Regions from separate parts of the Homo sapiens genome. Here region 1 is linked to region 2. Evidence: read pairs that join two places in POLR2A ChIA-PET (ENCODE). Cell type or tissue: HCT116. All regions are shown on one strand. Links, peaks and the distances in the headings refer to the core of each region. The heading gives the core; the rest is flanking DNA. Region 1 overlaps RPE65 (retinoid isomerohydrolase RPE65). Region 2 has its middle 88 kb from the start of WLS.

Region 1 (7,217 bases), core at 1,070-6,069, 110 kb after region 2:
AAGGTTTTTTTTTTCTCTTGTCTTTCAGAGATTGTTTTCTCATTGAGATTGCATTGTACCAGATTTGGTATTCCTTAGGGGATATGTTTATAATCTCTAATCATTGATACTCTTCCTATTAGGCTGAACAGAAGAAAATACTGCATTTAGCTCCTCAGCCAGACTGTGGGATGATGGAGTAATACTGCCATAGAATCCTTGGAAGACAGACTCCCTTTGATGTCTGTTGGTCTTTTCTGCTTTAGAATATAGGACAGGGACTGTCTAGATTATCTGCCATGAGGCAGTTATCAGTTACTGATTACCCCTTGATGATATTATGTCAAAGATTTTATTATCTTTTCGTCTTGGCTGTGGCAAATATAAGGCACCAAAAATGGAAGAAAAAATAGGCTTCAAACAGCTTGTTATTTAAAAATAACTACTTATTAACAGGTTAATTTATATTAATTCAATTGAGTTATTTTTCTGAAAACAGATTTTCTTTTGTATAGATGGGACATAATTCTCTAGATCGCTCAGAGGAGTAGGTGTTTCCTAGAAAGTCCGAATTTACGAGTTAATCTCTCCCACATAACTTAAATATCTCTTATTCTAATTTAAGTTTTTAAAGCTTATATTCTATCTTGCACTTGAAAAGTAGCTCCTAAGTCTCCTTGCTCTAATTGTAGTGATAATTGTAATTGAGAATGCCAATGATGGTGAAATGGTATTAGCCAAATGTTATCGTAGATTTGCCTCTTTCCTTTCTTCACACATTGGTGATCTCTAAAGGGGATCGTACAGCAGGAGGAGATATGGTCACCTTGAATTGTGAGACTTGCTTCATAAAAAATGAATGGGAAGAAGCCAGGGAATCATTGATTGGCAAGGGTAGGAAGTGGAATTGTAGGAATTTTTTTTTTTAATTTGAAGACATTAAGTCTAAAACTTAGTAATTTTTCAGTAATTAATTTTCTACATTTTTTAAAAAATAGAAAAATAGTTTTCTTTGTGGAATTCTGTTCATATATCATGTCTAGAGACAGGAACCAATGGATTGATATTTATCTACAGTGACATATTCCATGCAGTTCCCTGGCATTCTCTTTCTGTTTTGAGATTTTTAGTTCTATCTAGTAATTACTGATGGAAAAATAATGATTACATAAAAAAAATCTACAGGAATAGAAAAGAAGAAAAAGACCAGTACCCAAATCTTAAGAGCAGTTGAACTTAGATGAGCTCTGTATGATTTTACTTTACAATTTCTACTTTTTTGTATTTTTAGTTATTCTTTGAAAAGTATGCTTTACTGAGTATTTGTAATTTAAAAAATGAGTTTCCATCTTATCTAAATAAAGATCAAATGGATACATCAGGTACCCTGGTCAGTCTGTTCCTTCAACCTATTTTTACCTAGTCAAACACCATGCTGATCATCTTAGGTATCATGATCTGTAATGCTTTCAAGCATAAAACAGATACTAGAATTAAGATATAAAACATTATTTTTGTCAATATTTATTTTTAAACAATCTCTGGAAGAAAAGAAATTTAAAAACAAAAGGCTTAAAATGTATTAATACCTCAATGTTAATAATTTAATATTTTTCCCAAGTGATTGCACAATGCTTAAATACAATTAAACAAAAAAGATGCAATAAAGTATAATCCTGCAACATTATCCCATAATCTGATTTTAGTAAATATTACATTTTTAAGCATTTTATGCTGTTTTTTTAAATATAGTCACTACTATATGTACTTGCTTTTATGTTACATAAGCTTTTAATATATAACTTAATCTCTGAGATGTTATTTGGTTGAGAGGCCTCAGTTGATTAAACACAGATTTTCTTATTATAAAATCAGAAATAATAGTACTTGCTTGTAATAAACGGAAAGGTTAACATTCATAAGATTCATAATCTTTGAGCAGTTACGTATACGCAAAATAATTACTGTAATTAATCTTAGATGATAGTCCCTGGTTTGAGAAAAAGTTTGGTTTGACATTTAGTAATTAAGCCTTATTGCATGATACTTCCTTGACTCAGCAAAGCCACATATAATATAAATCAAGTGTAGAGGACTTTGGTTTTTAAATGTTAAAAATATAATTGGAGCAGATAGGTACCTAAAATATGCTCTTATAATAGGAATTAAAAGCCATTTAGTAAGTCCACATTCATTTCCTATTTGATTGCTAAATATTTAAGAGTTTTTCAGTTATGGCCTGTCTCACAGAGGAAGTATGATTATCTAAATACGTACTTTTTTTTTTAAATAAAGGAATTGCTTGCTCAACTCAGTGCTTTCTGTAAAACATTGCAAAATTGTGCGCATCTGCAAGTTAAAACCATGACATATAGCAGGCTAAAATTGAACAGAATTTGATTGCAGACCTGAAGCTGATTTTCTCAGTTTTGCTACCAAAAACATATCTTGCTGGAGTATGCTCAAGATTTTTTGAACAGTCCATGAAAGGTGACAGGGATGTTAATCTCCACTTCAGCCCGGGCAACTTCACTTAAGTCCTTGGCATTCAGAATCAGGAGATAAGCAGGCTTTTGTCCTGCTCCTGGGCTCACCACCACACTCAGAACTACACCTGTTTATCAGAAGTAAATTAGGCAATATTGAGTTTTTAAAAGCCCAAGCTATAGATTGAATGTCATTGAAATAATATAGGAGGTATTACATTGACAAATATAGAAAACCATATGACCTGACTTCTTTTTCTGACTCTTGTACCACCTGGCATGAGACCACCTAAAGAGGTCTTTTAAACTCTTTATGTACCCTACCTACACTGTAAGCTCTAAGAAGGGAGAGTCTTGTCTGTCTTGCTCACTGCTATATCTCAATATTCTATGACAATGACTACAGCGTAGTAGGTACTCATTAAATACTCACTGAATAAATGGATCTGTTCTTATCTGTAACATACAAATATAGCACCTGCTGTACATACTGTAAAAACTGTGATGATCACATGAAAAGTGTGTATTAAAAGACTTTGAAAGCAGTAAGATATATCATATGTATGGTTTCTAAGATCGATCTGGAAGCTGACTTCCTTCGAACAAAATGAGAACAAATCTTTTACAGCTTCGACTGGATATATAAAATCATTTAGTGTGAAATGGCTCCACAATTCTTTATCTCATTTCTCTTAGTTTTCCATATTTTAATCCCATAGAGTGTAATCTATCTCCCTGTCCCAGCTGAGAAGCAGTTAACTAACACTGCTGATTTGTAATTTGAGTTGCTGTATCTGAGTTGCTGGTGTGGCTCTGGGTCTTTTTTCAAGCCCTAGCTTACCGAAAGAACAAATGAAAACTATTCACAGACCTGCCTTCTCATTCTCTTGTATCTGCTATAATACTTAGCTTCCCTTCTTAGAATTGCTATTTTTTTAGAAATATGTCTTCGTCAGGGAAGGCAAAAACCTGGAATTCATGTTGCCATTTTTTCTTCCTTCTCTCCCTCATCTAGAGCAGACATTGATGCTCCATCGTGACACCAAATGGTGCTTTGACATTTTTTTCTACTGGTAATCAACAAGACCTGATCAAAAGATGAAAATTCTTTTCAAATAGTTTTAATTCTTCAGTACTGCTCTATTTATAGTATTAAGGATCGTTTTTGAGTATTACGGAATAATCAACCTTACTCCTTTCCTAACGAACTAACATACAGAACTGCAGTAAGAAGAGTATTCAGACACAACAATTGCTTTCATTACCATCATCTTCTTCCAAGGCATCTGGGTGAGAAACAAAGATGGGTTCTGATGGGTATGAATCAGGCTCTTGCCAAACCCAAGTTTCTTTAGTTTTGACATTCAGCTTACAGAGCTGTTTGTGAGAAAGAAAAATCAATCAAGCAATCAGTCAATATGCTTTACTTGACTAGCATATACTCAAAGCACTGTTCAAATATTAGTAAGAAGGATTAATTACCCTATCTGGAACAAAGTGATTCAAGCCAAGTCCATACGCATATGTGTAAGGTTTCCCACAATACTTCTGGTAATTGATTTGAGGAAACTCAAATGCTACGAAATAGAGCACATGCTTAGGAAAACTCTTAATCTCTTTGAAAGAAACATTTGTTCACTCCCGTGTGAAGTTTTCTCTAGATCATCTCACCTTGACGAGGCCCTGAAAAGAGAACTTCAGGCTCCAGCCAGATAGTCTCGTCACTGCACAGAATTGCAGTGGCAGTTGTATTGGGGAGCGTGACTAAATTCTTGCCTGTGTCAGCCTAGGAGAGAAGATAACAGAAACCTCAGTGAGCAGGAAAGAATTCAAACAGCCAGAAATGCAGAGTTCTTAAGTCTTGGCTCCTAAGTTCTTTTTTAGGTCAACATGCAGGGAGGAACTGCAGGAAGCTATAGATGAGGGACCCTGGGACGCGACTGGGCAAGCTATCTGTGCCTGTGTCAGTCACTGGCTATGTATCACTGGGAAAGTCACATAACCTCTTAGGCCATCAATTTTCTCTTCAGTAAAATGAGACCATCCTTGAAGAAAATTTAGGGCTCCAAAGAAAGGCCTCTGAAAAACAAAAAAACAAAAACCAAACAAAAATCTCAAAACCAATAATAATAATAATTAATGTTTTTCTGCAGAACAACAAAGACTTCGACTGCCTGAGGGATGAAAGAATGTATATTTCGTTCACACGTAGAATATGTTTTGATTTTGCTTGAAAAAAAAAATCCTTACAGTTATGTTGACAAAAAGAAAAAAAAAAAACGCTGGACCATATGTTTCCTAAGATCTCTTGTCACACACACATGATTTTTCTGATTATTTTATGAAATACCATGAGATTTTTCTAACATATCTACTTATTAATAATTTCATCAAATACTTGATTACATATTTTATTCTAGACTCTATTCTTGGCATTCAGGATGTTTTGGAGAGTGAAGTCCCTGTCCTCATGAAGCCTACATTCTAGTTCAAGGAGATATACAATAAATATAATTAATAAATTTTATAATATACCACAAATGTGGGGGAAAAATAGAATAGAGGAAAAAAGATCAGAAACGTGAAGGGTAAGCGGTTAAAATTTGAATAGATGGTTCGGGTAGGTCTCTTTGAACAGGTGGCAGAGGAGACAAAACTCTTAGAAGATGAGAGAATTAGCAATGCAGATATCTGGGGAAGAGTGTTCACGCTAAGAGAACAAATTGTGCAAAGGCCTGAGGGAGGAGGATGCTGAGTGTGTTTGAGGAGCATCAAAGAGTCCAGTGTGGATTCTATCAACTGAGCTAGGGGAGAGAATAAGAAAGGAAGGTGGGGAGGTCACGAGCCAGGCTGTACAAAGCCTCGTAGGTCATTATGAGGACTTGATCTTTCTCTGTGAGTGAGTGATGGGAAGCCATTGGAGGGTTTTCAGCACAGGAGTGAGATGCTATGATTTATTTTTAGGGTAGCCTTGTTAGTAGGGAGGATCCAAGAGTGGAATCAGGGAAACCAGTTTGTCTTGTAGTAGTCTAGTTGAAAGAAAACAATGGTTCACACTAGGCCAGTAGCATTGCAGTCAGTGAGAAGTGGAAGAAGTGGAGGACAGAGTCAAGAAGATTTCCTGTTAAATAGGATATGGGACGAGGAAGAGGCATGAAAGTAAGAGAGGCATCAAGCATAACACCAAGGTGTTTGACCTGTACAATGTTGATGTCACAACAAAGATAGGAACTACAGGTGGAGTAAATTTTTGGTGGGGGAAGATGAGAAGTTCAAGTCTTGTCTTATTAGACTTGAGATGTCTATTGGGCATCCAAATGCAGATGTGGAGCTGGCGCTAGCAGGTAAGAACCTTGAGTTTAAGAGAAAGCTAAAAATGTAAATGAATAAGGCATGAATATTTAACAACGAGTGAGTGTATAAATGGAAGATAGGGGAACCAAGGCCCTCCAACAAGACGAGGAATGAGAAGGTAGCTGGTTGGGGCAAAAATGTCAAGAGAAGGATTTTGTAAGAGCCTGACAAAAATGATCCATCGAAAAGGGTAGGAGAGTGGTGATCTAGGAAAGATGGGGAGAATTGGGAGAGTGATTTCCCTGAGAATGTGAAGGAGGATGAAAGAGATCAGCTCTGGATAGGAAGATGGATAATTCAGTATATGAGTACAGATGCTGGTGGGTGGGTAGATGTGCTGGCAAGTCTATGGTTCCTTTCTGATTTCTTTCATTTGTTTCAGAGAAAAAGAAAACATAGCCATCAGCTGCATCTGAGTGTGGAGGCGGGAAGTGGGAGGTGGTAAAAGTTTAAAGAGAGGAGGGTGTGGAATATTTAACTAGCAAAGTGAGAGAGTAAGTGAAGCCGGGAAATGTAGCAGAAAGATTTGTGGTCATGCATCTAAAATGGAACCAATTAACATGATTGTGTGTTGTCTGCACTTAGTTCAGCCTCAGAGGTATAAGCATGGAGGGGGTGGAGAGCTGAATTTAACTAGGGTTGTGATTTTGACAAATGACTTTGATAAGGTAAGAAAGAGGCAAGGGAAAGGAAGGTCTACATGAGAAAGTGTTTGTAATTATTGACTGTAAAGCTTAAATTGAGTGAGGAGAGAAGGTAAATCCTCAACGTAGTGAGAGAGAGTGAGAAAGTACTGTGTTCAATGGATTGGAAGTTCCTGGTGGAAATTGCAGTAGGGCAAGTGATGTTGAAAGATAAAAGGTCAGAGTGGGTCATGCATGAAACAGATTATGGAAGGAGTATAGTCTTAAGTAGTGGCAAAGTCGAGGGCATGAGGGATATATATATATATATATATATATACACACACACACACACACACACACATATACATCACTTGGCTATATGATTAGATAAAATGAGATGAAAACTTAGGGAATTTTAAGGGTGAATAGAGGGAACAATGATCTGAAAGCAGCAAAGAAGAAGGACCTCTACCCCAACTCCAGGCCAAGTGGTAAAAGGGCTGTACCCTGTACAGAGGAGAAACTGATTCCCCTGGAAATTACTGTTGGGGAGACCAGTGTCCTTAGGGGAGAGAGCCAGATTTTGGTTAAAAAAGGAGGTTGAAGGCAACATTCTAAGAAGAGAAGACAGGAGATTTTTTCTGGTGGTGGACTAAGAATTAAAAGTAAATAGTGGAAGATTTTCAGAATAGGGAAAGGATGGGAGGTGGGAGCCAATAGAGGAGAAGATTCTGCAAGATTTTGTGAAATAAGGGACTCGAGGTACTTAGTG
Region 2 (7,217 bases), core at 1,148-6,147:
GTGCAGCAAGTGCATTGGCAAAACTAGGGTGACCTGTGTATAATGACAGACAGAATAGGGTATTAGAAAGTAGTGTCACAAGATTCACAGGGCTGCATGCTGCAAGATGCCCATCACAAATGTGGCACTTCGCAGACTAACCATTTTGTGAGATTGCCTTCCTTCAAGATCGAATTAGATGCTCATTTTAACCCAATTTCACCTGGATAAAACTCTAAAAGGTCGGAATAGGCTAGTGCCTCAAATTCAGTATTTTAACGTAATAAACGTCTTTTTCTCTCTCATGGCAATCCAGTAAAGGCCTGCAGAAGGATTCTGCTCCATGTGGTCATTCGGGAGCCCAGGCTCCTTTTGTCTTGTGTCTCTGCTCTTCTCTCCATTTTTCAAATTCTGTCCACTTAGCTAGTGGGTAGGAAAGGAGAACCAGGACTGCATGAAGGACATTTTTAACATTTCAGGCATAGATGTGGCACATGCCATGTAGGTTCATATTCCATTGGCTGAAATTCAGACACATGGTCTCAACTAATTGCAAGATGTGCTCCAGCCATGTGCCCAGAAGAAAAGCAGAACACTGGTATTTGTAAACACCAATAATCTCTACAACAGATGTCCTTGTCCTGTGTGTTGATGCTTTGCGAACCAGACTCCTTTGTTGAACACTGAGCCTAACTCCAATTTATTTTCTAAGTGAATTTAATTGTTTTTATTACAGTAAATGCTCATGGAAAGAATTTAAACTGGAGTCAAACATGAATATTTTCTAACATTATTGAATGGAAATAAAGCATCATACAAAGATATAAACAAAGTTTTCAAATTTCAATATGTTAGGGGAGGACAAAAGAATCTTACAAATCATTTAATTCAGTCTTCTAATTTTGCAGTTAACTAAACTGGACCAACAGCCCACATCTACGTAGATAATTAGTAAGAGAGCCAGGGTTTAAACCTAACTGGTGTCATGTCAGGCTTTAAACTACAAACAAGAATTTAACACATCAAGACAAAAAGTCTTCATGTTATACTTTTAAAAGGCACAGAACAATTAAACAGTTTAGAAATCTAATATGTCTTTAAATTACACGGATGCATTAAGGAACCTCATTTTTAAAAATTATTATTATTATTTTTGGAGGCAGAGTCTCGCTCTGTCACCCAGGCTGGAGTGCAGTGGCACTATCTTGGCTCACTGAAACCTCCACCTCCTGGGTTCAAGCGATTCTCCTGCTTCAGCCTCCTGAGTAGCTGGGATTATAGGTGCCTGCCACCATACCCAACTAATTTTTGTATATTTAGTAGAGACAGGGTTTCACCATGTTGGCCAGGCTGGTCTCAAACTCCTGATCTCAAGTGATCCACCTGCCTCGGCCTCCCAAAGTGCTGGGATTACAGGTGTGAGCCACCATGCCCAGCCAATCTCTTTTTTTTTTTTTGAGACAGAGTTTCACTCTTGTTGCCCAGGCTGGAGTGCAATGACGTGATCTCGGCTCACTGCCACCGCTGCCTCCTGGGTTCAAGTGATTCTCCTGCCTCAGCCTGCCTAGTAGCTGGGATTACAGGCATGCACCACCACACACACCCAGCTAATTTTGTATTTTTAGTAGAGACGGGGTTTCACCATGTTGGTCAAGCTGGTCTCGAACTCCCGACCTCAGGTGATCCACCCGCCTCGGCCTCCCAAAATGCTGGGATTACAGGTGTGAGCCACCATGCCCAGCTGCCAATCTCATTTATTTTTAACAGACATTTGCATTTTTAGTTGATGAGATGATAACAAGCGTCTACCAGAGAAGTGCCTGCTGTCCATGGGTTAATGAATTGGATTATTACAGCAGTGGAGGTGGGTCTCTTTCTTTAGGAAATAGTTGATCAATTTTCTTTGGCTTTCATAATCTTAAATTTAGATCAAGTCAGAGAAATGACAATATATAGCCTTTTGCTTTTAGGATAACAGTATTTTTCAATACACATAGACTTGTTTTGCAATAAATATTCTTTTTTTCTGATCTAAGTGCCACCATTTATCTCCTGTTCTTCTTTATATTTTGTATACACAAAGCCTAAATTGGGTTTGATAGTAGGAATTAAGGAGTTCCATATGAATGGATTTTCCAGACAAAGGAAGCTTACCTACATTATTGAAATTTAACAATTTTAGAAGGAAATCTTTCTAGGCTGTATCACCTACTTATCCATCACCTTTAAAAGAGTCTTGATATCTTCCCTTTAATAGAGAGCTGAGAACAGAGATTTGAAGCCAGACCGCTTTTGTTTAAGACCTGGTTCTGACTCTTACCAGCTGTGTGACCTCAGGCACGTTACTGTCTTGGTTTCCTCATTTGTAAAATAAGAATATTAGTATATTCTTCTTAAAGTAGTTGTGAAGATTGAAAGATAATATATATAAGGCACTTAAGACAGTGTCTGGTATATAATAATTACTAAGTATATATTAGCTCAAGGAGTCACAGTCTACAATGTGAGAGGGGGGTTGGCAGAAGTAAGATATTAATTAATGGAATATACAAGTGCATTTACCAACTTGTGATAAGTGATAGAAAAGGAAAGTACTAAGTGCTATTAGAGTGTTAACAGGGGAACCAGATTTAGCCTGGCATTGTGTTATAGAATTCTTTACATTTTAGTTTTTCCTACTGATGTGTGAATTTTTTGAAAGCAAGAAGCATGTCTTAATCTTCCTTATGTAACTGTCAGTAAGCACAGTCTCTGGCGCATAGCAGGGGCTCGAGACTACTTTGGAAGGAGAGATTAAAGGAAAGAAAGAAAAAATTCTACAGGCATCACCCGGAGAATATAAAGATATTCCAGGCAAGTATTCTGCAGGGGGTAGAGAATTATGCTCCTTGGTGACCCTGCCACCTGCAGAGGTGCAGTACCTCCCGCACAGGGGTCAGCATCCCAGTGATTCCTGGCATCTGCAGCTTAATGAGGATGTATCCATTTATGCATTAAGGTTCATTTCCCTTGTTCAAAGCAGTCCCTCAGGTCTTCCCGGAGGACTGGTTTGCTTATTTTATACAGGATTCTTAGAATACTGCTGACATGTTTGATAATCAGAGAGTCTTGGGAAGGGGGTTGCTTATCTTGGGGAAAGTCAGCGAGCTATGTTTGAAGGCAGGTTTTCTTCCTCTCTTGAGAGAGTTGAGCAGTTTGAAAATAGGCTGCCTTCAGCCTTGCTTGGAATCTGGAGTGAAAGAGAAATACAGGGATGCAGCACTGAAGGAGCCCTGCTGTTCTCCTGGCCTGAGGGCTGAATTGATTCCACAGGTAACCTAGCATGAGCCTTCCACTTCATATGGGAGAAAAGGGAGGAGCAGATGGCCAGGTGCCTTGCCCCAGGTCACACAGTGGCAAAGCCTGAAGCCCTCAGACTTGCACGCTCCCAGCTGACACCCTATACAACACATGGGGAATGGGAAATTGGAATCGACTTTAAAAAAAAAAATCTATGAATCAAAAGCCGGGTTTGTTGGGGCATACCTGTAGTCCTAGCTACTCAGGAGGCTGAGCTGGAGGATCACTTGAGCCCAGGAGTTCAAAGCTAGCCTGGGCAATATAATGAGACCCTATCTCTAAAATAATAATAATAATAATAAAATCTATGAATAAGTTAGGAAAGACAAGGAAGAGACTGACTTGTGCGAACCTCCAATTTTAAATTGTGTTAGCTTAGAAGAAAGACTATTTTTTAAAAATGTAATCAAAATAGTTGATGAGAACAACAGTAATACCAGAAAACACTTATATGTTATTTGTTATTTGCTTGGCATCATTCTGAGAGTTTTATATGTATAAATTCATTTAACTTCCATAACACTTCCTGGCCTAGATTTTATTAATTTTACACGTGAGGAAAACTGAGACATGGGAGCTTAAGCAACTTGCCCAAGGTCACACATTTAGTCGGTTGGAGAGTTAGAATGAAGATTTAGTTAAATATTTGCAGGAGCTGCGGAGTGTGCTGGCTAGCTGTCTTGCTGCTGCCACGGCTCTGCCCTCTGGCGGCTCACCCTGGCCCATGGATGAGGATGTCTGGCTAAGCCCAGGGCTTAATGGCCCTCTCCTGCTTTACAGAAGAACCCTGGAGTCGGGGCTCCTTGACATAAAACTGGTTTGTGTCCATAGGTTTATGACATTACTTTTTTATGTTGTCAGTGGGGCAGTGTCCTGGTAATTGCTGTCATTGTTCTATATTTGTCCCTGTATAGTCACTGGCTGAGAGCTTTCTTAAACTGAAACTCTAGAGCACTGAAGGATTTTAGATTTTTCTAGATACAAAATAGAATTTCAGGGGCATAGTGAATTTTGGGATCTGTCTTCAGCTTTCTTTATATCAGTGGAAATCCACCCCAGATATTAGAAATAAGGACCAGAAAAAAATTAATTAACTGTGATGGAGGAATCTAGTCATTGGACCAATTTGCTTTAAGAAACAAAAGAATTATGAAAAACTCAGAAATTTTTTTTTTTTTTTTTTTAGACAGGGTCTTTGTCACCTGGGCTGGAATGCAGTGGTGCAATCATGGCTGACTGAAGCCTCTACCTCCCCTGGCTCAGAGGATCCTCTCACCTCAGCCTCCTGAGTAGCTGGGACCACAGGCACGCACTACCACACCCAGCTAATTTTTAAGAAATATTTTTGCTGGGCATGGTGGCTCATGCCTGCAATCCCAGCACTTTGGGAGGCCGAGGTGGGCGGATCACCTGAGGTCGGGAGTTTGAGACCAGCCTGACCAACATGGAGAAACCTCATCTCTGCTAAAAATACAAAATCAGCCAGGCATGGTGGCACATGCTGAGGCTGGAGGCTGAGGCAGGAGAACCACTTGAACCTGGGAGGTGGAGGTTGCAGTGAGCCAAGATCGCGCCATTGCACTCCAGCCTGGGCAATAAGAGCGAAACTCTGTCTCAAAACAAAAAACAAACAACAACAACAAAAAAAAGCCAACATATTTTCGTAGAGATTACAGGCATGATCCACCACAACTGACTCAGAATTGTTTACAAGCCCTCAAGTTTGGAAAATCATCTGCAGATGTTAAGATATGTCCAGATAAGAAAACATCCAAATTGAACTGAGAGCACAAGGAACTACCCTGGACAGAATAAAAGTGAAAACTAGGTGAAAAAAAAATTAAAGAAAGGCAAGGGCATTACTGAATACTTACTATGTGCTAATCTTTGCCAAGGTACACTTCTCTGTCCCTTTAATGTGGTCCCATTCTCACTCGTTTCCCATTCTCAGATCTCACCTCAAAGCTTTGCTAAGAGAAGCAGTTAGGATCAACAAGAGAGTCTTGTTTCATTTCAGGAGCTCCACTAAGAAGGCTCCTGGAGTCGAACTTGTCCCAGGCTCAGAGGAAAGGGACGGTCAGACTCTATCCTTAACTAGGACCCAGGGGAGAAGACAGAAAAGAAAAAGAAAGTATGGAGGAAACAGAGAAGGTAAATTCTGTGTGGACTCAAAGGCAGCCTGTTGAGAACAGCAGCTGAACTGTTTTTAGCATCCTCTGGATTCCAAATGTGTCTGTGACCCAGCTACAAGAAAACTGGGCTCTTCCTGGTAATGGTTGATATCTGTATGCCCTTCCAGATCTCCGCTGCATAAAGGCAAAACTCCATCTAGTCCAACTGTCAGGATAGCCCTCTGTGCTAATTACACAAATAAGCAGGCTGAGATCTAGATAGCTTACCAAAACTCAAACAGCTAGTATAAGGCAGAATGAGGCCTAAAACCCAGGTCTGGTGTTTTGAAACCAAAACACTTTTCATTACTTCAGGTGCTGGTTAAATATCCAGCCCAGCACACAAATGCCCTCGTGAGTTAGGATACTTGTGTGTGTGTCTGAGTTCTCCATCCCTTTTCTGCCCCTCAGTTCCTCCTCCCAGGGGCACAGAGCCCTGATGTTGCCCTGGAGAAGGCCTTGCAACATCTGGAAGTCCAGGGAGAGTGAAGTGACTGCTGTGCCAGGTTGAGTCAGTGGAGGAACGCAGGCGTGTCAGCGGGTTCCCAGGGGCGCTTTTCATCACCGAGGCACTCAGTAACAGGCTATCAATACCATTCCGAAATAGAAAGCATCAAACGGCCCAGGCTGTGGCTTTGAGTCGCCACCGAGGTGGCCAGCACAGGAAGCATTAGCACGTCTTGCTTTTCTAGGAATAAAAGAACCGCAACTGTGTCCTTGAGTGTGTTAAACAATGTTAACTAGAGGGAAGGGTCAGGAGAGAGGTATGTGTGGTGGTTTATGGGCAGGAGATGAGAGAAACCACATGGCTCATTTGCCCGGCACTAATGGATCTGAAGCCAGGAGCCGGAGGCCAAGGGCACTGCTGTCTTGAAATGAGAAGAACTGAGAACAAGGGAAGTCCATTAGTGTCATGTTTGTGTTTCTCCTCCTCTGAAGCTGGATTCCAAGCTCACAGGGAGAAACGACCAACAGTTTTCATCCTCAAGAGCTTTTTCCCGTTAGTGTCAAATTATGCCAGTATGGAAAAGGCAAAAAAACAGCAGTATAAATGGAGGCATTTGGAAGCGTACTAGGAAGCCTCTCTCCTCTGCCCAGGGCAAAGCTCAGATGCCTTAGGAAGATGATTAAGTTGATATTTGGGGCAGGGGTTGCTCCTTCGCCCTTGACACGTGGATTTTCAGCAAGAGATCACCTTACTTACACAGGGTCTGAATCAAGTCCTGCTAACTAAAAAGTCAACCAAAGGCATCCAATTCACAATGTGACCTATTAATCAAGATCATCATGTACCTTAGCTCTGAGCCATCACTAATTTCACCAAAACAAAATTGTTTTGATCTATAGAAATAAAAAATAACATCTTTAAAATAATAACATCTAATATGTACAAGCACTTACTTTGGGCCAGGCATTAAGTGCTTTACAAGTTCTAACCCATTTAACTCTTACAGTGATGCAAAGAGGTAGAAAATTGTTGTATCCCCACTTTCAAACAAGAACACAGAGACACAGTGGAGTATTTCATCATCTATTGCCACTTAACAAACTACTGCAATACTTCGTGACCTAAAACAACAATTTATTGCCATTATCTCATGTTTCTGGGGGAGCAGGAATTTGACGGGCAGTGCTACTCTGCTCCATGGGGTCTAGGACTACAGCTGGGATGATTTGAATAGTGAGGGGCTGGCCAGGCATCTCTGTCTGCATGGTGACTTCACAGGG

Evidence for each region. Peaks named below come from ENCODE experiments on the same cell type or tissue, not always from the same donor. Only the 100,000 strongest peaks of a DNase experiment are listed, where the experiment ranks them.
Region 1: POLR2A ChIA-PET joins it to region 2 with 5 read pairs; 2 of 35 experiments call an interaction of 5 or more read pairs at or near these places.

Annotation. Positions count from the first base shown.
Region 1 is chr1:68,427,335-68,434,551 of GRCh38, forward strand. RPE65 (retinoid isomerohydrolase RPE65) reads right to left here. Exons shown (of 14, transcript NM_000329.3): 11 at 4,137-4,251; 12 at 3,948-4,042; 13 at 3,731-3,842; 14 at 1,488-2,593. The coding sequence ends at 2,442. The region is part of intron 1 of LOC124904198 (a long non-coding RNA gene); the gene reads left to right. Among named protein-coding and RNA genes, the nearest start is that of RPE65, 19 kb to the right of the region's middle. In HCT116, for the core only: no CTCF peak of the experiment used is centred there; no DNase peak of the experiment used is centred there.
Region 2 is chr1:68,317,259-68,324,475 of GRCh38, forward strand. No RefSeq gene overlaps it. Among named protein-coding and RNA genes, the nearest start is that of WLS, 88 kb to the left of the region's middle. In HCT116, for the core only: a CTCF peak has its summit at 4,030 (motif pointing left); a DNase peak (open chromatin) is centred at 4,059; H3K4me3 peaks cover 983 bases; H3K27ac peaks cover 1,586 bases.